5 separate regions of the Homo sapiens genome follow, and regions 2, 3, 4 and 5 are each linked to region 1. A link is a loop called in an ENCODE intact Hi-C map of the cell type or tissue named here. Cell type or tissue: Caco-2. All regions are shown on one strand.

Region 1 (5,000 bases):
AAAGGAGCACTTGCATGAACACCTCTAAATTACCTTATTACCTTCTAAATTAGGTGTGAAGTCTAACTTCTAAATTATGAGTGAAATCCACTGCAATTCTTGTTATTTGGATGGAATCCTAGGTATGTGGTCCAGTTCATGAGTTGAACAAAAGCATGCTCATTTAGGCCAGGTAGAAAGAAATAAAGACCTATGTTTTACATGTCTCATAACCACTGAAGGTCCTTCTCATAAGCAGTGCTTATGGGTATTAACGACCTCTCTATATTTTACTTCTCCAGTGCCTAAGTAGCCGAGTCCACTGAGTCCTGCTACATCTCCTCCAACATGTCAGCATTTTTTTCACAGGCCTTTTGTTACTCTAGATCAGAAATGTTGATAGCAACAGTTCCTTGAGGGCAGCAGCTAGCATGATGCCAGCCAACAGGAACCACCAAATGGTTCTTAATATAAATTACTACTTATTAATCTATTTACTTTGTGCATTTGGAGTTTTGCATGTAAAGTCCTATTTATGTCCATATGGTAGATAAATGGAACAAATGAATAACAGAAGTAACCATTTTGATACTTTAGATATAGATAATATTGGATTATTTCTGGATTGTGAAAGAAGAAGGAAGAAGCATATGGAAGAGAAGTTTTAGTAGAGGGGAGGAAGGAGGAGGTGGAAACGAATGTACAAGGATGGGAGGAGAAAAGGGAGAGAGACTTTTTTTTTTTTAAGGCGAGAGTTTACTACCTATCTAACTCTTCGCATTCTTGAAGTCTCAGACCAAATCCCATCGGTTTGAAAGCCTCTAGGGTATTCTATCTATTGTATACTTCTGTTATGTACAAAATTAATTTGCCAATTAATTGTGAACTGTTTTATAAACTATCTTAAAATGGTTAGTTAAATCTTTGGGATAGTATTTAGCTTTCTCCAGGATTATGACTTACCTTCTAAATTAGACATACAATGCCTAGGAGTCAAGGACTATTTTGCATAAATTCCAGTCTTCTTTTACAATGCCTAGAATGATTGTTACCACAGAAATATTCATTACCTGGGAGAAAGGATGACAGGAGGGGCAGAATGAATGGAGAGAGGTCGTGAGAATGAGGTGCTGAGGATGGACGAGGAAGAAAGCTGTTTTAGTTGGGAGGATAGGTGACAGAAGCATGGAAAGGAATTGCCTTGGACCCATGGAAGCCCAGTGAAGATACTTAGATCCTGCAGGGGTGTGAATAATGTTCTTTTAGTTTCTCTTCTTAGGAGGTTTGTTCATTTTGGGAGATTTCTTTTGAAAAGAGTGAACTTAAATTGGAGAAAAGTACATTTTAGTATGTTGATAACATTTGAATTTGTAAAATGGACCTATGGATGATCTACACATATTTATATACCCATAAATATACACATATTTTAATTTTTGGTATTTTATAATTATTATTTAATGATCATTCATGACATTTTAAAAATTACAGAAAAATTTACATCTAAAATTTCAGCAATGTTGTTTTTGACCAACTAAATAAATTGCATTTGAAATAATGGAGATGCAATGTTCAAAATTTCAACTGTGGTTAAAGCAATAGTGTGATATATGATTACATTAGAAGGAAGATGTGCCTTTCAAATTCAGATTGAGCATACTAAAAGTGACTCTCTAATTTTCTATTTTTGGTAATAGGACATCTCCAAGTTTGCAGAGAAAGACAATATAGTTCTTGGAGAAGGTGGAATCACACTGAGTGGAGGTCAACGAGCAAGAATTTCTTTAGCAAGGTGAATAACTAATTATTGGTCTAGCAAGCATTTGCTGTAAATGTCATTCATGTAAAAAAATTACAGACATTTCTCTATTGCTTTATATTCTGTTTCTGGAATTGAAAAAATCCTGGGGTTTTATGGCTAGTGGGTTAAGAATCACATTTAAGAACTATAAATAATGGTATAGTATCCAGATTTGGTAGAGATTATGGTTACTCAGAATCTGTGCCCGTATCTTGGTGTCAGTGTATTTGTTTGCCTCATAGTATAGTTTACTACAAATGGAAAACTCTAGGATTCTGCATAATACTGGACAGAGAAGATGTAAATATCTGTTAGTTCCATCATAGACCCTGCCACTCCAATGTACACACCAGCTTTAGGCTTCTTGGTATAGATAAACATACATTTTCAAAATTTTTCATCATAATTTTCATAACAAAATAGGAAGGCAAATGATGTCACTTGGCTTAAAATCTATAATATTTAAAATAAACAGGACAAATGCATTAACATTGTTGGGGGAGGAGGTCCCTTAGTAGAAACACTCTTGGTCCAAGCATTTTAAAGCTGTCAAAGAGATGTAAATATAGATAATGTATGTCAAGGAGAGAGCTTTGTGGTTAAACTGTAACTTTCAGTTTAAACAATTATTGGTGACTCTGATGTCAAATGTTTCTCAAGCTTTATCTGAACAAAATTCTTCTCACTTTGTTGCCAAAGTCGTTAACAAGAAATCACATTGACTCATTGATGTTTTGGCTCCTTTCCCTTACTTTCTGTTGCTTTCCAAAAGCTGAGACAGGAAACTAACCCTAACTGAGCACCTGCAATTGCCTGGTAGTATTCTAGTCATGTGTGTACTTTTGTGTGTATGTAATCCCCTTACAGCTCTGCAAAGTAAGAATTGTTCTCCCTGCTTTACAGAAGAGATCATAAGATAATTGAGGCTGTTAGATGTTAACTTGCCAAAAGCCATACAGGAAAATGGTAGAGTCACAGTTTGAACCAGGTCCTTTTGATTCTTTACATTAAACCATGCTTTGATCTTGGAAATACACTGTAAGGCAATAAATCAATAGATACGGATAATTCACAGGCTTCTAAATAAATGGAAGTTGATTGTTTTTATCTGTGAGCCAAAGTAAGACTTATTCTAAGAATTCCACAAATTTAGATAAGATAGAGTATATGGCTTCTAGACATCCAACATAGAACTGAGTTTGTGTTATCAGTTTAAGATTTGGTTTTGCTGTAAGGTGCACACACTTTGAGGAACTAAAAATAATTGTCTGTTCTTATTCTGATCAGAATGTGTAATGTGTTGTCCAGTTTTGGATGATGAATTTCTTATTTCTAATCTCATAAGAAACTTGTCATAGATGTGAGGGAGAGAATTAAGAACAGAGTGTGGGGAAGAAACTGTGTACATTTTGATGGGATCCATTATGTAGCTCTTGCATACTGTCTTCAAAAATAAGTTACACTATAAAGGTTGTTTTAGACTTTTAAAGTTTTGCCATTGGTTTTTAAAAAAATTTTTAAATTGGCTTTAAAAATTTCTTAATTGTGTGCTGAATACAATTTTCTTTATTACAGAAGTACCAACAATTACATGTATAAACAGAGAATCCTATGTACTTGAGATATAAGTAAGGTTACTATCAATCACACCTGAAAAATTTAAATGTTATGAAGAAATTATCTCATTTCTATTAATATGGGAACTGTGTCTTCATCTTTATTACTGTTCTAAGGTCAACTCAATGTAGATTTTACTTGCTTATGGTTTCATATTTTAGCTAAATAGTAAAATAATATGGATATACATTTTGTTGTGACTTACTCATACTTTCCTTATTTGGAACTTTTATGAATATGATATAGAGACTGAAACTACAAGGAACAAAATGCAATATCAATTATACAGTTGTGGCAGCACTGCTATCAATTTGTTGATAGTGGTTAACACTTAGAAAAACATTTTAAAAATAATTTCACATAAGTAATGTAATTTATTAGCTGTCTCTGACATTTTACAGTTTGGAATAGTTTATTTTCTTTTTGGTGTCCTCACCAAAACCCAACATCTTCAAGGGCAGGAACTGTATAATTTTTGCCATTGTATTTTGAGCACATAGCATGGTACTTGCCTCTAAATAGATACTATTGTTAAAATATTTTTTAAGGTAATATTTTAAAGTGTATGCTATGGTACAGTTCAGTTTGTGACTTTTGCTAGTTTATGCCACTTACAGTTAGCAAAATCACTTCAGCAGTTCTTGGAATGTTGTGAAAAGTGATAAAAATCTTCTGCAACTTATTCCTTTATTCCTCATTTAAAATAATCTACCATAGTAAAAACATGTATAAAAGTGCTACTTCTGCACCACTTTTGAGAATAGTGTTATTTCAGTGAATCGATGTGGTGACCATATTGTAATGCATGTAGTGAACTGTTTAAGGCAAATCATCTACACTAGATGACCAGGAAATAGAGAGGAAATGTAATTTAATTTCCATTTTCTTTTTAGAGCAGTATACAAAGATGCTGATTTGTATTTATTAGACTCTCCTTTTGGATACCTAGATGTTTTAACAGAAAAAGAAATATTTGAAAGGTATGTTCTTTGAATACCTTACTTATAATGCTCATGCTAAAATAAAAGAAAGACAGACTGTCCCATCATAGATTGCATTTTACCTCTTGAGAAATATGTTCACCATTGTTGGTATGGCAGAATGTAGCATGGTATTAACTCAAATCTGATCTGCCCTACTGGGCCAGGATTCAAGATTACTTCCATTAAAACCTTTTCTCACCGCCTCATGCTAAACCAGTTTCTCTCATTGCTATACTGTTATAGCAATTGCTATCTATGTAGTTTTTGCAGTATCATTGCCTTGTGATATATATTACTTTAATTATTATTATACTTAACATTTTTATTTACTTTTTGTGTTAGTATTTTATTCTGTCTTCTCCTTAGATAGTAACCTTCTTAAGAAAATATATATGCTAAGTGTTTTACTGGTTTAATATGCTTAGACTACTCATCTACCTCAATACTTCCTTGGAGATCTCCTCCTCAGTCACACAGAGCTCAGGACTTATATTTCCTTGGAACTCCTGTTAGGGTCCAATGTACATGAAATTCCCTAGACAGACAGACAGTCAGTTATATGGCTTGATTTCAAAGTTTCAAAATGATTTAATGGACTATCAAGTAGTTTATTAGGAGAA
Region 2 (5,000 bases), 100 kb after region 1:
CTGTGGCCTTTTCCACTTTTTCCTTTCTCCTATATTTGAGCAGAAATTCCCAGAAGGGAGTAAAACTTGCTCTACCTATAGAATAGGCAAGAAATTGTTTTCTCTTCCTCCATCCTTCTGCAATATCAAAAAATATCTTTAAGTATTCAAGAGACGTGAACATTATTCCTATTCTCTCCTGGGATTCAGCCATCCAGCCTTCTTTACCCCAGTGGGCCTCAAAGTTCTCTCTCTCTCTTTTTTTTTTTTTTTTTTTTTTTGAGACAGGGTCTCCATCATCCAGGCTGGAATGCAGTGGTGCAATCACTGCAGGCTCAACTTCCCGGGCTTAGGTTATTCTCCCACCTCAGCCTCCTGAGTAGCTAGGACCACAGGTATGTGCTGCCACACTAGGCTTTTTTTTTTTTTTTTTTTTTTTGCATTTTTAGTAGAGATGGGGTTTTGCCATGTTGTCCAGGCTGGTCTCAAACTCCTGGACTCAAGGGATCTACCTGCCTTGGCCTCGAAAAGTGCTGGGATTACAGGTGTGAGCCACCACGCTCAGCCCTTAAAGTTCTCTCTTAATTAATCCTCCTAAGTTTGCTGGGGCAGAGGGAGGGTGGGGCGGATATGGGAGTACTTTATATGTATAAAATTTTGCCATAGGGTAGGTTTTAATTCTCAGTTCTTATGTTTTCATAATTTCTTGGAGTAAAGAACTCCTTCAGGTATTGTTCATGATATATATCTATAACCTCAACTGACTATCTCAATTAAGATTTTGGTACACAATGAGTGTAGGCCACATAATCCTCATCCCTTACGGAATGCTGTTTAGTGAGTGTTATACCTGTCTAGGCATGTTTCTTGTTACACTTATGTAAGTTTTAACTTTCTTGAAGGCTGTCTCAGAATATATTCCTATGGCTCAATGCCTTTTATGTTCTTGGCTTCCCGTCAATAGAGGCCATAGCAATGTGTGCTTGCTCACCTCATCTGCTGTTCAACTGAGCACACATTACCTGGCATGGGGAAATAACTTCAAATTTCTTCAGACAAAGGTCCAACAGGCCAGACAAGCTCATGGCTAGTTCCTTGACCTGAACAATCTTGTTATTTACAGAATCTCCAACATTCAAAATGGAGGAACTTCCAGCTCATGATTAAACTCTTTAGCATTCTTTCAACATTGGCACCATTATATATTTCGATTAACAGCATTTTAAAAAGAGATAGTGTATTAGCTTCCTGGGCTGTTGTGACAAGGGACCACAATCTAGATAGATTAAAAAGCAGTTATTCTCTCACAGTTTTGAAAGTTCTGGAAGTCTGAAATCAAGATATTAGCAAGGCCATGCTCTCTCTGAAGGCTCTAGTGGGGGATTATTTCCTGCTTCTTAGCTTCTGGTGGTTGCTGGTAATCTTTGGTGTTCCTTGGCTTGTAAATGTATCCTTTGAATCTCTGCCTCCATCACATGGCACTCTCCTTCTGTGTGGCTGAATTTCTCTCTTATTATCCTTAAGGATACCTTCATCCATTGTGGCCTCATGTTGATACGATTAAATTTGCAAAGACCCTATTTCCAAGTAAGGCCATATTCACAAGTTTGGATAGACATGAATTTGGGGCATACTATTCACCTCCGTGCAAGTAGTCTTGAAGATTTGCTTCTAAATATAATAAATCCATTTAAATAAAACTAAATGTGATTCAAATAAATACTTATACATAAATAATCACCACTATGTCCCAAGCTCCATCAGCTCCATGTTTATATTTATTCATTTGTTAATTTAACAAATACAGATTAAAAGTCTATCATGTGTTCTGAGCAGTACTGGGGCCAAAATAATGAACCAGAGGGACAAGGTCCCTGTTTACGGGATGTTTATGTTCTAGCTGGGAGAGTGATAAACAAGTATAATTTCATTTGTGCTCTCAAAGCAATATTGAGAACTGACCAAGTGACAGTCACTGAGAATGAAAAAGTGAAAAGAGTAAAGTCCATGTCTTCATAGAACTTACATTCTATTGGTAGGGAGATAATGCATAAATGAGTAGATAAGTACACAAACAAATAACATTAGCTAGTGATAAGTGCTATCAGGAATTAAGAGGCAGGGCAAATGGTTGCAGGGTCAGAGAGCTTTGTGTCTTTTCATCTGAGCCCTGAAGGAAGCCAGGGAATGAGTCTTGTGAATGTTTGGGTTTAGTGTTCTGGTGGGAGGAACTGCAGATACAAAGACCTTGAAGAGAGCAAGTTCCTGGTGTATTTGGGAAGAACAGGAGGCCAGTGAGGCCTCTTGATGTGAATCAGGACAGAGAAAGGGATTGAGTGGTAGCCTGGGGCTCAAACATCCTGGTAAACCATGACAAGAGCTGTTACTCCAAGTACTATGGGAAAGCAAGCAGAGGGTTTTGAGCAGGAGAGCAACATGAATGTACTTGAATTTTAAAGGGAGACCCTCTGGCGACGGTGTGAGTACTGGACTGTAGGGGACAATGGGTGGAGAAGGGGTCACGCTTGGGTGGGATTTTGACTACAGAGCCTGTGGTATTCAGAGAGTGGAAAGTGCTATGAAGTAGACATGGCATGATGGAGAGGGGGGTAGGAAGGAAGGTCATTCATTGGGTAGCTAGCATGTAGAGAGGCTTCACCGAGAAGACGATGTTTTCGCTCATATGTGAATGACTAGAAATCGCCAGCCTTGTGAAGATCTTGGAAGATATTTTCAAGTAGAAGCAAAAATTGGAAAAAGAAAATTGGAAAGCTCTAGCTGTGGTGTGTTGGAGAAAAGAAAGGAGGACAGTTGAAACCTAGTAAGCCAGAAGATGCCCTGTAGGAGACAAAGGAAAACAGGGAGGCAGGGCAGTGTCAGGAAGGCCCCTGTGGTCCTTCCTGGTACTGTGAACTTCCTGAGAGTACTAGAAGAAAGAGTCTCTGTCCATAGCTTGCTGGCGCCTGCTATTTTGTATGGTATAACATTACCCAATGTGAGAGGAGGAAGTGATGAACGTTCTAAGGTGCATAGAGTTAGAGGATGTCTCTCTACAAATTTTACAGGTCACAATTTAAAAATGTCGATGGCCTTACACATAGCAAAATAATTTCTAGGAATTTATCCTACAGAAACAAAATTACAGATACTTAAATTTAGAGCATAAATATTTTACTGTGGCCTTGACTACAATAGCAAAAGTAACCAAAAATAACCAGAAACACCTGGAAACAGTCCATTGTTAAGAAAACAGATGAATAATTTATGGTGTATGTATAAGTGGACATGTATTTAGCTATTAAAATAATGTGTGGGAGCTATATTTGTTGTTGACTTAGAAAAATGTCCACAATTTATATTTCAAATGGTAAATTGACCTACATAAATAATATGTAAATAAAGTATAATACACAAAATATAAAATTATTTTTAAAAACTCACCATGGTGGCTGGGTGCAGTGGCTCTCGCCTATAATCCCAGCACATTGGGAGGCAGGCAGATCATTTGAGGTCAGGAGTTCGAGAGCAGTCTGGCCAACATGGTGAAACCCTGTCTCTACTAAAAATGCAAAAATTATCCGGGCGTGGTGGCGCAGGCCTGTAGTCCCACCTACTTGGGAAGCTGAGGCAGGAGAATCCTTTGAACCCGGGAGGGCGGAGCTTGCAGTAAACTGAGATCTTGCTACTGCACTCCAGCCTGGGAGACAGAGCGAGACTCCGTCTCCAACAAAACAAAACAAAGCAAAACAAAAAAACAACAAAAACACCCACCGTGAGGTGATGGAAGTGTTTTAAATCTTATTTTTGCTGGTAGTTTCACAGGTGTACACAACTGTCAAAACACGTGGAATTATACTTTAAGGAAAGGCAGTTCCTTGAACATAGTTTCTCAAAGTTGAACAAATGTTCTGTATCTTAAAAAGTGTCTGTCTTCTATCATTTTGGTGTGTACCTACATTTGAGTAGGTTTCTATGAGCAAAGGAAGAAAATATAGGAAGATACAGTGGTTACATAGAGATGGGTTTGGAGAGAATGGTACCTAATTTTGTAACCCTAGAGTGTCCTTAGCCCCAAATTCCTGTCCAACCAAAATATCTCAATGTGAAGATACACCTTTGTTGTCTACTGAGCAGAGGTAGCTAAACATTTGGACTGGCTAAGTAAGGAAAATACTTCCCATGTCACTTCTGAACTTTTTGTACATGTGCGAGTTGGGGAGAGGTGGCAAGGACATTCTCCAGCATGGTGGTAGTCAGCTAAAATTAAACTTAAGCCAGTGATTGGAGGATCAACAAAAGGATAATTATCGTTTTGCAGTCTATCATGGAACATAGTGGAAGAACAAGATCTTTGAGGTCAGAAATACCTGAATTTTAACTCCAGCCTTGTCCCTTCCTGGTAGAACAAGTTTTGTGTGGCTTTGGAAAATTAATCTACATGGTCTTTATTTTCCTCAAATGCAAACAATAACTCCCATAGTGTTGTAGTAAAGATTAAATCAGATGAAACGGTCACAGGGCCTTCTATATTGTAGAATGTCAGTACTTGATATCATTATCCACTGTGGAAGAAAAGATTGTAAATTTCTTATTCTGAGGATTAGTGAGTTTAAAGTGCTTATTTGCATGGTTGGCCTAGGTGTTGTTCTTCAAAAAGGACTAATTCTAGACTCTGCTACAAGCCCACTATACAATATTGTTGTGATCTGATAAGCTTTTAAAAATTGAATCTGTAGGCCAGGTGCAGTGGCTCACGCTTGTAATCCCAGCACTTTGGGAGGCCGAGGTGGGCGGATCACGAGGTCAGGAAATTGAGACCATCCTGGCTAACACGGTGAAACCCCATCTCTACTAAAAAAGAATACAAAAAATTTAGCTGGGCATAGTGGCGGGCGCCTGTAATCCCAGCTACTTGGGAGGCTGAGGCAGAGAATTGCTTGAACCCGGGAGGCGGAGCTTGCAGTGAGCGGAGATCGCACCGCTGCACTCCAGCCTGGGCGACAGAGAGAGACTCTGGAAAA
Region 3 (5,000 bases), 85 kb after region 1:
AGAAACTGCCAAACTGTCTTCAAAGTGGCTGTACCATTTTGCAGTCCCACCAGTAACGAATGGGAGTTGTGGTTGCTCCTTATCATTGCCAGCATTTGGTGTCCTCGGCGTTTTAGAATTTGGCCATTCTAATAGTTTTGTGGTGGTATCTCATTGTTATTTCAATTTGCATTTCCCTGATGACATGATGTGGAGTATGTTTTCATATGCTTATTTGCCAGCTGTGTATCTTTTTTGGCAAGGCATCTGTTAAGGTCTTTGGCCCGTGTTTTGATCAGGTTGTGTCTTGTTGTTGAGTTCCTTTACTGGATTTCTTTTGTTAGCATGGTATAACTTTATCCATCCCTTTATTAATCTACCTGGGGCTTTAAATTTAACTAGGTTTCTTATAGACATCATGTAAGTCTTGCTTTTTGATTCACTCTCACAATCTTTGTTTTTTAGCTCTTGACATTTAAAATGATTATTGATATAATTGGATTAATATCTACCATATTTATTCCTGTTTTCTGTTTGTTTCCTTTGTTCTTTATTCCTATTTTTACTTTCCCCATTTTTTTGCCTTTTTAAATTTTATTGAGCATTTTACAGGATTCTATTTTCTCACCTTCTTAACATAGCAATTCTTCTTTTTTTAAACTTTTTTAGTGGTTGCCCTACAGTTTGCAATAAACATTTACAAGTGACCTATGTGCCTTTAAATAACAATATTCCATTTCATATCAGTGCAAGTACCTTAAATTACAAATTTCTAGCTTCTGTCCCTTTTACCATTTCAGGTATTCATTTCATTTATATATTAGCTTATATATATCCCTACACTTGATTTTTCCTCATATGAGATTTTCTTTCCTCTTTCCCATTTAAAAAAATAAAATAAACTATTATAGCCACAGACTTTCTATTTTTATTTGTTTTCTGTATTGAAGTCTTGATTTTGGGGCTTTACTTGTCCCTGTCTATGCCCACTCCTATCTGACACACACTTTCTTAATTTATTTCCTAGTTGTTTCACTTTGTTTATCTTCATTATGAGGAAAAAAAGCCAAAACCTGAAATGAATATGCTTCCTTCCAGTAACCAGGGACCTTCCATGGTTGGGAAATTGTTACCTATTCGAGTGAAAGGCTAATAAAACCCCCAAGGTAAATATTTTAGTACTTCACTAAAGAAAGAACCTCAAATACTATGTGGAAGACAATTTAAAATGAGGTTTAAAGAGCTCAATATAAAAACCTGTTTGACCTGTTAAAACAGGTGTGGACAATCACAATTCCCTATTTAAAAATACAGTGAAAAAACCTACAAATGCAAGACAAATACATTGGAGCATGAGAACTCCAAATTGTTAGGTTAGGAATTAGAAGCTGTTCCCAGTGTGTAGAGCTAAGAGACCCAAGTCATTGTCAGTTGACAGGGAGCCGGGACTCAATACCTGTGTACTTTCTCAGAGAAAGGAGAGGTCTTGGCAAAATTTTGGGTTTATCCTTAATTCCATACAATGGGAATATTCAATTGCTCTTTAATCACTCAGTATTGATAGGGACAGGGGGCAGAGAAATTCTAGGCAGAAAAGGGCGGGACCCTGGTGAAACCCCACCCTCAATCCGAAAAACCTGAAACTGCCACCGAAAGTGAGAACTTCTATCCCTGTTTTCCCACTCGAATGTTGCCTTTTTCTAAACTACCCGTGGCCTGCTCCACCCCCATCCTTTGCCTATAAAAACCCCAGACTCAGTTGGTAGATGGGACTATAACTGGACATTGGAGAGAAGTGGCTTGACTTCAGAGCGACAGCTTGACAGCATACTTTGGAGAAGAATCTGAGAGGAGAAGGCAAGACTTCAGGGGAAGATTACCTATCTGCCCTGTCCCCTGTTCAGCTCTATTTCCCACTGAAAGCCACTTTCATCAGCAATAAAATCCCTCATTTACCATCCTTCAATTCGTTCATGTGACCTCATTTTTTCTGGACGCCAGACAAGAGCTTGGAGGCCACGAGTATGGATACAAAAGGCTGTCACACTGGCTGTTTGCCCTTGCTGGTGGAGGGCAGCTGCCTCACATGAAAAGGCAAAGAGCTCACTGAGCTGTTAACACTTAAGCCTTCCGCAGACGGCAGAGCTGAAAGAGCACTGCAACACACCCTCTGGGCCTCAGGCTCTCAGGCACTCCTACCTGGTTGCGCCGCTGGGCCCGCACAGAGTTTGCTACTGCCGGCACCTGAAAGCGGTTGGCTGGTTCCTGCACTCGCTCGTTCTGGTTCCTGCACTTATTCATTCGCACGCTCCCTCCCACAAGGGGTAGACGGGGCGGGATGGGTAAATGAGGCACCCCTGTCTCAAGTCCCGTGAAGGCGTCAGGGAAATAATCTGCTTCAGTTTCTCTAGTTGTAAAATGGTTAAGAACATTATGAAAGGTGGTCAACAACTTTATAAGTGAATATGCTAATGCTGGCCTTAATTCTAAAATGCTACTTGGATCAAAAGTTATGATTCAGTTCCAATACATCTTCTATTCATTGAAGTACAGAATCTGTACACAAAGTACAATTGTATCTTCAAAAACTGCCACCTTGTGGAGATTTGGTTTTATTGTTAAGACAGCCAGTGCCAACAACAGAAATGAGTACAGAGCCTCACATACTAATGTAAGTGAATCTCAAAGACATTTTATCTTTAAGCCATTTTGAAAAGTAGAAATTAAGCCTGAATAGTTTTGGGGCACAAATTGCTCTTTAACTCTCTTCTTTCCCATTCACCTTTGTCACTGATGGAATAATAGAAGGAGCAATCTTTATCAGCAATGGCAGATGTGCTGATAAATGAAACCAAAACTGAATTGACAAATATTGACACAAATACTTATAGAAGCAATTTAAAAATCTACCTTGCAATTAATCCTTATGAAATTTAAGTCATAATTTACTAAAAATTATAATATAAAGAAATAAACTTTCTCTGTTTTATTAAAAGAAAGGATCAATACATTTGGCCACAATTGATTGGCCATAATTTTTGTCAATGTTCTATAAGCTAATTGAAAATAAGACTATTTTAAATATAATTATCTCCCTTCTCCTTTGCCTTTTCATTGGCAGCAGGTGCCATGGGCTTATTCATATTCTAAAAGAGAAGTTGTGTGAGCAAATTTGTCATCATAGGCAATCCTCTTGTAAGGAAAAAATTATGATTTGATTTTTATTTTCTCTTATCTCCTAATTGGGTCAGATACTCCAGTGTCCTCGGGGAGCCAAACCAGGAGCCAGTGTGTCCTTACACAAACACAGCTTCCTTCCTGCTTGGAGCTCACACCAAGCATTTGCATTTGAACCAAGCAATGTTGACAGGCTATTGAGCCACAGAAGTTAAACATTCCAAGTGAGCCTGAGACGACCATTACATTCTTTTACATTTTCTGGTCGATTAAAATTTTAATTGTTTAAAATTTCAAATAGATACAAAAATAGACATAGAGTATAATAAACTTCACACCCCTGTCACTGAACTTCAATAGTTATCAGCTCACAGTCAATCTTATTTCATCTATGCTCCCTCATGCTTCCCTCCTATATTATTTTGTGCAAATCCAAACAGCATATAACTTTAGCTCTATGTGTCTCTAAAAGACACGGCTTTCTCTATCATTCTTTTTCTTTTGAAACTGATCCATATTACCTTTACCAGAACTAGAAAAACAGTCATCTTTAATATCCTCAAATATTCACTCCATGTATAAACGTCATTGTCAGTTTTTTCCCAAATATAGGTAGTCCTCATGTTGCACATTAATATGGCACTATGAAAATCACCATGCAAGATAATTTAAATAATTAATGGGGGAAAAATTGTTCCATGACCTTTAAAAATATTAAAAATTTAAAACTTTCTTACTGTTGGTTATAAACAATAGGGACACAAAAATAGTGAAACATTTAGTAAGTAATTTAAAACATTAGAAACACTGAGAATTAAAATGTTTCTTTTAAACTACTTATCAAGAGTAGTTTGAGCAATACTTGGTTTCTTTTGGTTATGTAACTTGCAATATGAAGAAAGCATCTTTTCTATGCCTGGGCAAGTTGTCATACTCCTTTCTAATTTAGGACCAGCTTCCAACATTGTATCCTTCGTGACTTCAATGTTGTAAAATATCTCCAAGAGTTTGTTTAAGGTAATGATTTTTGCTGATGTCACCTCCTCTGGGGCATCTGACAGGCATTCCTGCTAGGTCAACCTATAGCAGAGGGTGGAAGGGCCCAGAGATGGCAAGAGAGAAAAGGGGGGAACCTTTTAGAGGTGATTAGGCTATGAGGGCTCTGCTTTCATGAATGGATTAATGCCATTACGGCAGTGAGTTCATTATAAAAGGACAAGTTTGGCCCCCTTCTCTCTCTTTCTTGCTCTCTTTTGGCCCTTTTGCCTTCTGCCATGGGATGACACAGCACAAAAACCCTCACCAGATGCTGACCCCTTGATACTGGACTTCCCAGCCTCCAGAACTGTAAGCCAACAAATGTGTGTTCTTTATAAATTACCCCAGCTGTGGCATTCTGTTATAGCAGTACAAAATAGATCAAGACAAAGGGGGATTGCAGGCAGGAAGGGAGCCCCTGACCTCTTAGTTTCACTCATCTGGAATTTAGCCACTACAACACAGAGCTGGGGCTTGAGGGGATAAGAAATGCTATTGACCTGCACTTCCCAGGGTGATAGTACAGTTACAGGCTGTAAACTCAAGGGAGAGGGAATGCCATCATCTTGGCCACATCAGCCTGGAGTAGAGCTTCTATCACACCAAGTTGGGGGAGGGAAGAGGGAGCAGCTTGTGACTGAAGTGCCATAAACTTTTGTTCTTACTGAGATTAGTATATTTTCTGGAATAAACGCTGCTGCTTTTGCTGTATGTGCTTAGGGCCATTTTCAGAGACTTTAAATGATTGATAATTGTTACCAGTAATGGTTATTTTGATGGGTAGTTGGTCCACAGAGCTCCTCACC
Region 4 (5,000 bases), 57 kb after region 1:
TCATTCTACGAATTAGAATGTGTTACTGTGTAAGAGCACTTCTTGTATATGAGAGAAATAGCAACAGTTCCAGTTTAAAGTGATATAAATGGAAACCAAGAAATGTCTTTACTGGGACCAAATCTGGACAGCATTTACTGTATTTTTGCTGGTATTTTCTCTAGTCTTTCCGGGTATATTCACATTTAATGATCACTTTTCTCCCTTTGTGCTAATGGACACTGAATCCATTCCACTACCATAGTTCTTGCTAATACTACTCTACTTTTTACACAAAATTAAAATGCCAGGAGCACCTCCAGGTAGACTGACTATAAATCTAGACTGAAAAAAAAGCTTGTATTTCTTAACAGATTACCTTGTGGAACATTTGCTCCTTTCAACTAATGAGGCACTAAATATTGTAACTGCTCAACTGGTGCTTTTAATTTATTTGTCTAGACTTTGTCATGTTGCCAGAAGCTTTATCCTGGTTGGAGTTTTGAAAACAGTATTGTTTCTTCAGAAAGAAAAAAGGGATTGTCAGATGATCTAAAAATAAAGAAACACTGGAAATACAAGTATCCCAAGGTGATAGCATTAGGCAAGATAAAAATGTTGAAAAGCGAAAAAGAACTGGTTGATAGAGAAGTGTTGTTATTCAGTAGAACCTAAGTCTTGTGGTCCCATTTTTAATGAAAAATGGTGAATTTTTTGGTTTTTATTGTTCTTGTTCACACAAATCTGCCCATTAGAATAAGCCAAGCCCTAAAAATTAATTTCAGTTTCACTGGGAATCCTTTAGTTTATCTACTATGTAGTAGAGAGGTTTTGTTTTATTGCATGTTTGACGTAGGAACGTATATATGCAAGACATGGAGGAAAACCAAGTGGGCCAGAGTTTTGAAAATTCTTTATCTTTTCTTTCTGCCAAAGTGAGTCTCCCAAGTTTGTCTTTTTTTTTTCATTTCCACTCTTCTATGGTTTCTAGCATTATATAAACCAAACAAAAAAAATACGTTCAGAGATTCCTTCAGAAATGCTGGATGATCTTGATATCGATGCTTTTCATATATGTGTTTATGATGCTGGTTTCTGGGGCTGGCTCTCAGTATCACAAAGATGTCTGTAAACAGAATATGCTATTTCTTCTTTGTGACAAATTTTGAACATTATGTGAATGTCCAAGAAAGAGCAAAAGAGGGCAAACTTCTCATACATTTTTGATGTCGAAACCAAGAGACGCTTTTATTTTCCTAACTTTTCTTTGAAAGTTCAAATTAAGTAATTTTATCCTGTCCTAAAGTTTAAAAAGAAAAAAAAAAGGAAGAAGGAATTAAAAATCCAAAGAAAATTATGTTTGTTTGCTTTTCTGTTTTTTTCTTCCTTCCAACTCCGAGACTTTGCAAGGGCATAGTTCTGAAGATCTCTGACACTGAGACATTAGAGATCTCTGTATCAATGGATCATTTGTTTTCAGACATATGAAACAGGAACTTTGAACAAGAAATTTCCCCTCTTTTTCTCATAGTGATCCTGAGACATCAGCTGTGGAATCACAACACGTCATTAGTTTTGGCAGGTCCTTGCAGGTGTTTTGTTTTGTTTTATTAATGTTCTTCCCTCCTGTAGCTAGACAGCAATCTTGGAGAATCTGCCAGCTTGGAAGACTATTGTGTAAATTTCAAGGTGGAGCCTCCTTTAATTTGTTCTGTGTTACCTGTGAGCTGTGAGGTCATGAAGAGGAGACAATGAGGCTAATCATGAGAGCCCCATTGGTTTAGGCAATTAGAACAACAAGATCTAAAATGGTTTATTAGCCTTGAATTGTGTTAAGCACATAATTCATAAAAAACAGAAAAAATATTTTTAAATGTATGTCTAAATCTTCAGTTACAAGTTTGAAAGGTGACAAACTATTCTGAGGAAATGATTAGGCCTATTCTTGCAACGAGTCTTTATGATCTGAAAAGAATCTATGTCCACACATAACTCCCACCTCAAAGATGGGGCATCTTTTGCTCTGGGAGATATCAAATGCGACCAAAACAAGTGTTTGTAGATTTGAATGATGATTCAGCAGTGTAGCAGTTCTCACTCATTTTATAATAATTAACAACTTAATAATTAATTATTAAACTCCTACATGCTTAACATTATAAGTATGATAACTTCTGTGGTTACATAAAAGATATACATAGCACTTGTCCTTGATCTGTCACAGTGAGGTCCCAATCCAACCTATGAGCTTCAAATGAAAAGTTCAAAATTACACTCATTGTCATAAGTCAGAGATCAAAGGAAGAAAGGATTTAACCAAAATGATAAATTAAATATAGGTGATTAAATATAGTCATGGTTCAAGGCATGGGCCAGTTAGGGAGTGTGATGTGGGTAATTATGAAAGGCCAGCTCCCAAGCCCTGTTGTTGCTACTCCCCCACATCAGTCATCCTTCCTTTTTTTCTACTTCTACTGCAGTGCCTTCCTCATCTTTTCCCTTGCATCCCTCCATTATATGAGTCATACAAATTAGACTTTTCAAAGCAACATTAACATTGTGTGAATTTGGGGTTTTTGACTAATCCCAACATTCCACCCCCACATTCCAGTCCCACATGGGATTTGGAGCCTTGTTTATAAACCTGGCACTTCTAATATATCTTATCTTAGAGTAATCCTTGTATTTGTTTAATTTCCACTTAGCATTGTAAATACTTGCAGGTATCCTAGTTAAGAAAGCAAGGTTTAAACACAAAATCATCACCAATTAAAGCAGGCTAGATAAAGAATGTAATAGAAATGCTAGATAAAACAGATTTTTTCTTACTAAGTTTTCTGTCCCTTATAGAGTGCATAACACAATAACTTGCTTGATAAGAATTCAATGTACATTGTTTTGTGCTGAATCACTAAATGCTTGATTTCTGTAACAAGAGATTGTGGTTCCATCAGTATCTGGATTTTAGTCTGTGTAATCTTAGGCAAGTTATTTGATTTCTCTGTGCCTCTGTTTTCTTGTCTGTAAAATGAGTATAATGGTAGTAACTAATTCATTGTGTTTTTGTGAGGATTAAATGAGTTAATAACTAGTACTCCTCCCTGGCACATAGTAAGTACAATATGCTGTGCTGTGGTGGTTGTTATTATTTTTTATAGTTCCTTGAGCAAAAGAAATAATGTCCCCATCTTAGTATAATATTGGAGGTATATACCATAGAAGTGAACAAAAGAATATAGTTTCACAAAGAAAGTGATAATTAAGGCGGTTCATAAAGGGTCATAAAGCTTGTAGATTTTAGAAATGTGGGGGCATGAGGATGTGGAGAGGGTATTCCAGGATGCCAGACAGGGAGATTATGGATGAGTACTAAGATGAGAACTAGAAAAAGCTGAGGGGCAAAAGGTCAGAGGAGGCCACAAGTTAGGGAGTATTAGGAAAAAGAAGTTAATACTTGACAAGTGCCAACATGGCTTCACGAGGAATGGGTTGGGCCTTTTTGAGTGAGGAAGAGGCTGGTGAAAGGGTGGTGGAGGACACTGCTGCTGCTGATGGCATGGGGTGTAGGTGGCAGGAGAGGCAGGGACATGAGCTAGGAAACTCTCCAGCTATGAAGTGATGAGTCTGGAGTAATATAAGGACAGTAGGGGTGGAGTGCTGAACTTAAGGGAGGAGAGAAAAATAATTGGTATGGAAGTAGGTACAATGCAATTTTATTATTTCTGAGCCTAAAAATGTGAAATTTTTGATTATTTGGTCAGACCAGGGAAGTATTTTCTTTTATGCTATCTCTGAAAATGTATACACTAAAAAGTTGTAGTATAAAAAGGTTGTAAAGCATTAAGTAATTTTAGAGGAAACAATAATTTGGATATTTTACATGCAATCATTTATATGCAAATATATGTAAATATTACAAAATTATTCTCTATTTGTTACAAACCTTAAATATTTTTGACTGAGGAATATTTTATTCATCTAATTATAGCTACTTTGTTCTAACTAATAGATATTCTTGAAAACAAAGCAACACTTTTTTGGAGACAGAGTCTTGCACTGTCACCTAGACTTGAGTGTGTTACCTTGAACTCCAGGGCTCCAGTGATCCTCCCACCTCAGTCTCTTGGGTAGGTGGATTACAGGCCCACACTACCATGCCCAGCTGTATTAGTCCATCCTTTCATTGCTATAAAGAAATACCGGAAACTGGGTAATTTATAAAGAAAATAAATGTAACTGGCTCACGGTTCTTCAGGCTGTACGGGAAGCATAGCAGCATCTGCTTCTGAGGAGGCCTCAGGAAGTTTTCAATCATGGTGGAAGGCAAATAAGAAGCAGGCATGTTACACGACGAATCAGGAGCAAGACAAAGTGAGGGAGGAGGTGCCACACACTTTGAAATGAGCAGATCTCATGAGAACAGCGCCAAGAGGATGGTGCTATACCGTTCATGAGAAATCCACCCCCATGATCCAGTTACCTCCCACCAGGCCCCGCCTCCAACACTGGGAATTACAATTCAACATGAGATTTGGGCAGAGACACAGATCCAAACCATACCACCAGCTAATACCAAAAAAAAAAAAAAATTTTTTTTTTAAGACATGGTCTTACTATGTTCTACAGGCTGGTCTTAAACTCCTGGCCTCAAGTGATCCTCCCACCTTGGCCTCCCAAAGCACTGGGAATTCAGACATGAGTAACAGTGCCTGGCCAATACTTATTTTTAAACATTCTCTACCATAAACTTAGGATCTTGATTTGTTCACATTGAACAGATTTTTATTATACAGATTGAATTTATAAGAAAATGTTGCAGACATTGTCAAAAAGGGACGTCCAAACCACTGTGATATTTATAAGCATTTGGGCCACATTTTGATAGAACTATACACGGAGTGTGTGTGTGTGTGTGTGTGTATATATATATACACACACACATTATTTATATATATGTATATATGTATATATATATATGTATTTATATATATATGTGTATATGTATGTACACATTATTTACC
Region 5 (5,000 bases), 77 kb after region 1:
CTACCCCAATATCAAAGAGGCTTAAAATCTCCTGGTCGTGTGATGGGCACACAGTTAATTTTTTGTGAACAAACACAGTGTTATGGGCCATTTCTGAATTTATCTCTGAAATCATAAGATTCTTTCTGAGCCATTATCTCATTCTATATTACAGTCAGGTGGAGCCCATCTTACCTCCTCATACTAAATTCTAGACTTCTCAAGGGCAGGAGACAATCATCTGTATATCTCTTTGGCCTTCATACACTCAGGAGTACTTGCCAAAAATAAACATTTAATGCACATTTATTTGAATAATTGATAAGATCCAATACTTCAATAACTTTGTCATATTTTTATAGAATGGGTTTCTATATCTCATTTGCATTTTCAAACTTTACTTTTACTGTCTAGCTTTAAAAAAAAAGCCTTTGACTCTAATACAGCCCTCATATTCTACCCCAATATCTAAGAGGCTTTATATCTCCTAGTGTTGTACCACTATTTTAACTCCAGTATTTTTTACTTCATAGTTTTACCTATTTGTTACAGTTAGTTTTTATGAATTCAAGAGATGAATAGCAATTTTCCATATGTAATTTAAAAAACCCCACAGTTGACTATTTTATGCTATCTTTTGTCCTCAGTCATGACAGAGTAGAAGATGGGAGGTAGCACCAAGGATGATGTCATACCTCCATCCTTTATGCTACATTCTATCTTCTGTCTACATAAGATGTCATACTAGAGGGCATATCTGCAATGTATACATATTATCTTTTCCAGCATGCATTCAGTTGTGTTGGAATAATTTATGTACACCTTTATAAACGCTGAGCCTCACAAGAGCCATGTGCCACGTATTGTTTTCTTACTACTTTTTGGGATACCTGGCACGTAATAGACACTCATTGAAAGTTTCCTAATGAATGAAGTACAAAGATAAAACAAGTTATAGACTGATTCTTTTGAGCTGTCAAGGTTGTAAATAGACTTTTGCTCAATCAATTCAAATGGTGGCAGGTAGTGGGGGTAGAGGGATTGGTATGAAAAACATAAGCTTTCAGAACTCCTGTGTTTATTTTTAGAATGTCAACTGCTTGAGTGTTTTTAACTCTGTGGTATCTGAACTATCTTCTCTAACTGCAGGTTGGGCTCAGATCTGTGATAGAACAGTTTCCTGGGAAGCTTGACTTTGTCCTTGTGGATGGGGGCTGTGTCCTAAGCCATGGCCACAAGCAGTTGATGTGCTTGGCTAGATCTGTTCTCAGTAAGGCGAAGATCTTGCTGCTTGATGAACCCAGTGCTCATTTGGATCCAGTGTGAGTTTCAGATGTTCTGTTACTTAATAGCACAGTGGGAACAGAATCATTATGCCTGCTTCATGGTGACACATATTTCTATTAGGCTGTCATGTCTGCGTGTGGGGGTCTCCCCCAAGATATGAAATAATTGCCCAGTGGAAATGAGCATAAATGCATATTTCCTTGCTAAGAGTCTTGTGTTTTCTTCCGAAGATAGTTTTTAGTTTCATACAAACTCTTCCCCCTTGTCAACACATGATGAAGCTTTTAAATACATGGGCCTAATCTGATCCTTATGATTTGCCTTTGTATCCCATTTATACCATAAGCATGTTTATAGCCCCAAATAAAGAAGTACTGGTGATTCTACATAATGAAAAATGTACTCATTTATTAAAGTTTCTTTGAAATATTTGTCCTGTTTATTTATGGATACTTAGAGTCTACCCCATGGTTGAAAAGCTGATTGTGGCTAACGCTATATCAACATTATGTGAAAAGAACTTAAAGAAATAAGTAATTTAAAGAGATAATAGAACAATAGACATATTATCAAGGTAAATACAGATCATTACTGTTCTGTGATATTATGTGTGGTATTTTCTTTCTTTTCTAGAACATACCAAATAATTAGAAGAACTCTAAAACAAGCATTTGCTGATTGCACAGTAATTCTCTGTGAACACAGGATAGAAGCAATGCTGGAATGCCAACAATTTTTGGTGAGTCTTTATAACTTTACTTAAGATCTCATTGCCCTTGTAATTCTTGATAACAATCTCACATGTGATAGTTCCTGCAAATTGCAACAATGTACAAGTTCTTTTCAAAAATATGTATCATACAGCCATCCAGCTTTACTCAAAATAGCTGCACAAGTTTTTCACTTTGATCTGAGCCATGTGGTGAGGTTGAAATATAGTAAATCTAAAATGGCAGCATATTACTAAGTTATGTTTATAAATAGGATATATATACTTTTTGAGCCCTTTATTTGGGGACCAAGTCATACAAAATACTCTACTGTTTAAGATTTTAAAAAAGGTCCCTGTGATTCTTTCAATAACTAAATGTCCCATGGATGTGGTCTGGGACAGGCCTAGTTGTCTTACAGTCTGATTTATGGTATTAATGACAAAGTTGAGAGGCACATTTCATTTTTCTAGCCATGATTTGGGTTCAGGTAGTACCTTTCTCAACCACCTTCTCACTGTTCTTAAAAAAACTGTCACATGGCCAGGCACAGTGGCTTACATCTGTAATCCCAATACTTTGGGAGGCTGAGGTGGGGGGATTACTTGAGGCCAGGAATTCAAGACCAGCCCAGGCAACATAGTGAGGCCCCATCTGTCTTTATTAAAACAAAACAAAACTGTCACAGCTTCTTTCAAGTGATGTTTACAAATTCCCTATGGTTTAGTCACAAGGAAGTTCTGAGGATGATGTATCACGTCATTTCTGTTCAGGCTTTTGAGCCTCCTGGAGGTAAATGGTTTCCTTACTGAAGGCTTGTTATTACCATGATTATCACTAAGCTTGAAGTAACAAATTAGGGGGGCAGACTCACAACCTCTTGCCCTGCCATGGACAAGTTCAAGAATCTAAGTAAAGTCCTCTATTGTCTGATCTTGGATTTGCTCAACCTGAACAAGCCAAGGAGGTGTATTAAACTCAGGCACATCCTGACCAATTTGGAATTCTTAAGCTTCAGATCACTGTGGAAGAGGCTCAACTCTTTATGGTGCTGTAGACTTACGCTCATTTTCTAGGTAATTTATAAGGGACCTAATATTTTGTTTTCAAAGCAACTTCAGTTCTACTAAACCTCCCTGAAGAATCTTCCAGCTGCTGAGTAGAAAATCACAACTAATTTCACAGATGGTAGAACCTCCTTAGAGCAAAAGGACACAGCAGTTAAATGTGACATACCTGATTGTTCAAAATGCAAGGCTCTGGACATTGCATTCTTTGACTTTTATTTTCCTTTGAGCCTGTGCCAGTTTCTGTCCCTGCTCTGGTCTGACCTGCCTTCTGTCCCAGATCTCACTAACAGCCATTTCCCTAGGTCATAGAAGAGAACAAAGTGCGGCAGTACGATTCCATCCAGAAACTGCTGAACGAGAGGAGCCTCTTCCGGCAAGCCATCAGCCCCTCCGACAGGGTGAAGCTCTTTCCCCACCGGAACTCAAGCAAGTGCAAGTCTAAGCCCCAGATTGCTGCTCTGAAAGAGGAGACAGAAGAAGAGGTGCAAGATACAAGGCTTTAGAGAGCAGCATAAATGTTGACATGGGACATTTGCTCATGGAATTGGAGCTCGTGGGACAGTCACCTCATGGAATTGGAGCTCGTGGAACAGTTACCTCTGCCTCAGAAAACAAGGATGAATTAAGTTTTTTTTTAAAAAAGAAACATTTGGTAAGGGGAATTGAGGACACTGATATGGGTCTTGATAAATGGCTTCCTGGCAATAGTCAAATTGTGTGAAAGGTACTTCAAATCCTTGAAGATTTACCACTTGTGTTTTGCAAGCCAGATTTTCCTGAAAACCCTTGCCATGTGCTAGTAATTGGAAAGGCAGCTCTAAATGTCAATCAGCCTAGTTGATCAGCTTATTGTCTAGTGAAACTCGTTAATTTGTAGTGTTGGAGAAGAACTGAAATCATACTTCTTAGGGTTATGATTAAGTAATGATAACTGGAAACTTCAGCGGTTTATATAAGCTTGTATTCCTTTTTCTCTCCTCTCCCCATGATGTTTAGAAACACAACTATATTGTTTGCTAAGCATTCCAACTATCTCATTTCCAAGCAAGTATTAGAATACCACAGGAACCACAAGACTGCACATCAAAATATGCCCCATTCAACATCTAGTGAGCAGTCAGGAAAGAGAACTTCCAGATCCTGGAAATCAGGGTTAGTATTGTCCAGGTCTACCAAAAATCTCAATATTTCAGATAATCACAATACATCCCTTACCTGGGAAAGGGCTGTTATAATCTTTCACAGGGGACAGGATGGTTCCCTTGATGAAGAAGTTGATATGCCTTTTCCCAACTCCAGAAAGTGACAAGCTCACAGACCTTTGAACTAGAGTTTAGCTGGAAAAGTATGTTAGTGCAAATTGTCACAGGACAGCCCTTCTTTCCACAGAAGCTCCAGGTAGAGGGTGTGTAAGTAGATAGGCCATGGGCACTGTGGGTAGACACACATGAAGTCCAAGCATTTAGATGTATAGGTTGATGGTGGTATGTTTTCAGGCTAGATGTATGTACTTCATGCTGTCTACACTAAGAGAGAATGAGAGACACACTGAAGAAGCACCAATCATGAATTAGTTTTATATGCTTCTGTTTTATAATTTTGTGAAGCAAAATTTTTTCTCTAGGAAATATTTATTTTAATAATGTTTCAAACATATATAACAATGCTGTATTTTAAAAGAATGATTATGAATTACATTTGTATAAAATAATTTTTATATTTGAAATATTGACTTTTTATGGCACTAGTATTTCTATGAAATATTATGTTAAAACTGGGACAGGGGAGAACCTAGGGTGATATTAACCAGGGGCCATGAATCACCTTTTGGTCTGGAGGGAAGCCTTGGGGCTGATGCAGTTGTTGCCCACAGCTGTATGATTCCCAGCCAGCACAGCCTCTTAGATGCAGTTCTGAAGAAGATGGTACCACCAGTCTGACTGTTTCCATCAAG

What was found. A loop is a pair of places that touch in the nucleus more often than their neighbours do. Peaks named below come from ENCODE experiments on the same cell type or tissue, not always from the same donor. Only the 100,000 strongest peaks of a DNase experiment are listed, where the experiment ranks them.
Region 2: it touches region 1 in a loop (5-fold over the local background); 2 of 110 quality-filtered maps call a loop at or near these places.
Region 3: a loop joins it to region 1, with 4 times the contacts of the local background. A loop is called at or near these places in 3 of 110 quality-filtered maps.
Region 4: it touches region 1 in a loop (10-fold over the local background); 4 of 110 quality-filtered maps call a loop at or near these places.
Region 5: a loop joins it to region 1, with 9 times the contacts of the local background. A loop is called at or near these places in 3 of 110 quality-filtered maps.

Annotation. Positions count from the first base shown.
Region 1 is chr7:117,586,063-117,591,062 of GRCh38, forward strand. It overlaps CFTR (CF transmembrane conductance regulator), which reads left to right. Exons shown (of 27, transcript NM_000492.4): 12 at 1,677-1,771; 13 at 4,291-4,377. Among named protein-coding and RNA genes, the nearest start is that of CFTR-AS1, 24 kb to the left of the region's middle. RefSeq lists cis regulatory regions at 1,084-2,917, 2,335-2,351, 2,337, 2,376-2,392, 2,820-2,838 and 3 more and enhancers at 1,715-3,387, 1,715-3,228, 2,110-3,222. In Caco-2, no CTCF peak of the experiment used is centred here; a DNase peak (open chromatin) is centred at 2,589.
Region 2 is chr7:117,687,464-117,692,463 of GRCh38, forward strand. No RefSeq gene overlaps it. Among named protein-coding and RNA genes, the nearest start is that of CFTR-AS2, 43 kb to the left of the region's middle. In Caco-2, no CTCF peak of the experiment used is centred here; a DNase peak (open chromatin) is centred at 2,148.
Region 3 is chr7:117,671,479-117,676,478 of GRCh38, forward strand. No RefSeq gene overlaps it. Among named protein-coding and RNA genes, the nearest start is that of CFTR-AS2, 27 kb to the left of the region's middle. RefSeq lists an enhancer at 2,137-2,710 and a cis regulatory region at 2,567-2,580. In Caco-2, a CTCF peak has its summit at 2,562 (motif pointing left); a DNase peak (open chromatin) is centred at 2,173.
Region 4 is chr7:117,643,127-117,648,126 of GRCh38, forward strand. All of the region lies in intron 23 of CFTR (CF transmembrane conductance regulator), which reads left to right. CFTR-AS2 (CFTR antisense RNA 2) reads right to left here and starts at 4,289. Exons shown (of 3, transcript NR_199597.1): 1 at 4,225-4,289. RefSeq lists an enhancer at 1,780-4,390. In Caco-2, no CTCF peak of the experiment used is centred here; a DNase peak (open chromatin) is centred at 2,575.
Region 5 is chr7:117,663,560-117,668,559 of GRCh38, forward strand. CFTR (CF transmembrane conductance regulator) reads left to right here. Exons shown (of 27, transcript NM_000492.4): 25 at 1,129-1,301; 26 at 1,900-2,005; 27 at 3,349-5,000. The coding sequence ends at 3,549. Among named protein-coding and RNA genes, the nearest start is that of CFTR-AS2, 19 kb to the left of the region's middle. RefSeq lists enhancers at 2,175-3,287, 2,380-3,579. In Caco-2, no CTCF peak of the experiment used is centred here; DNase peaks (open chromatin) are centred at 1,212 and 2,582.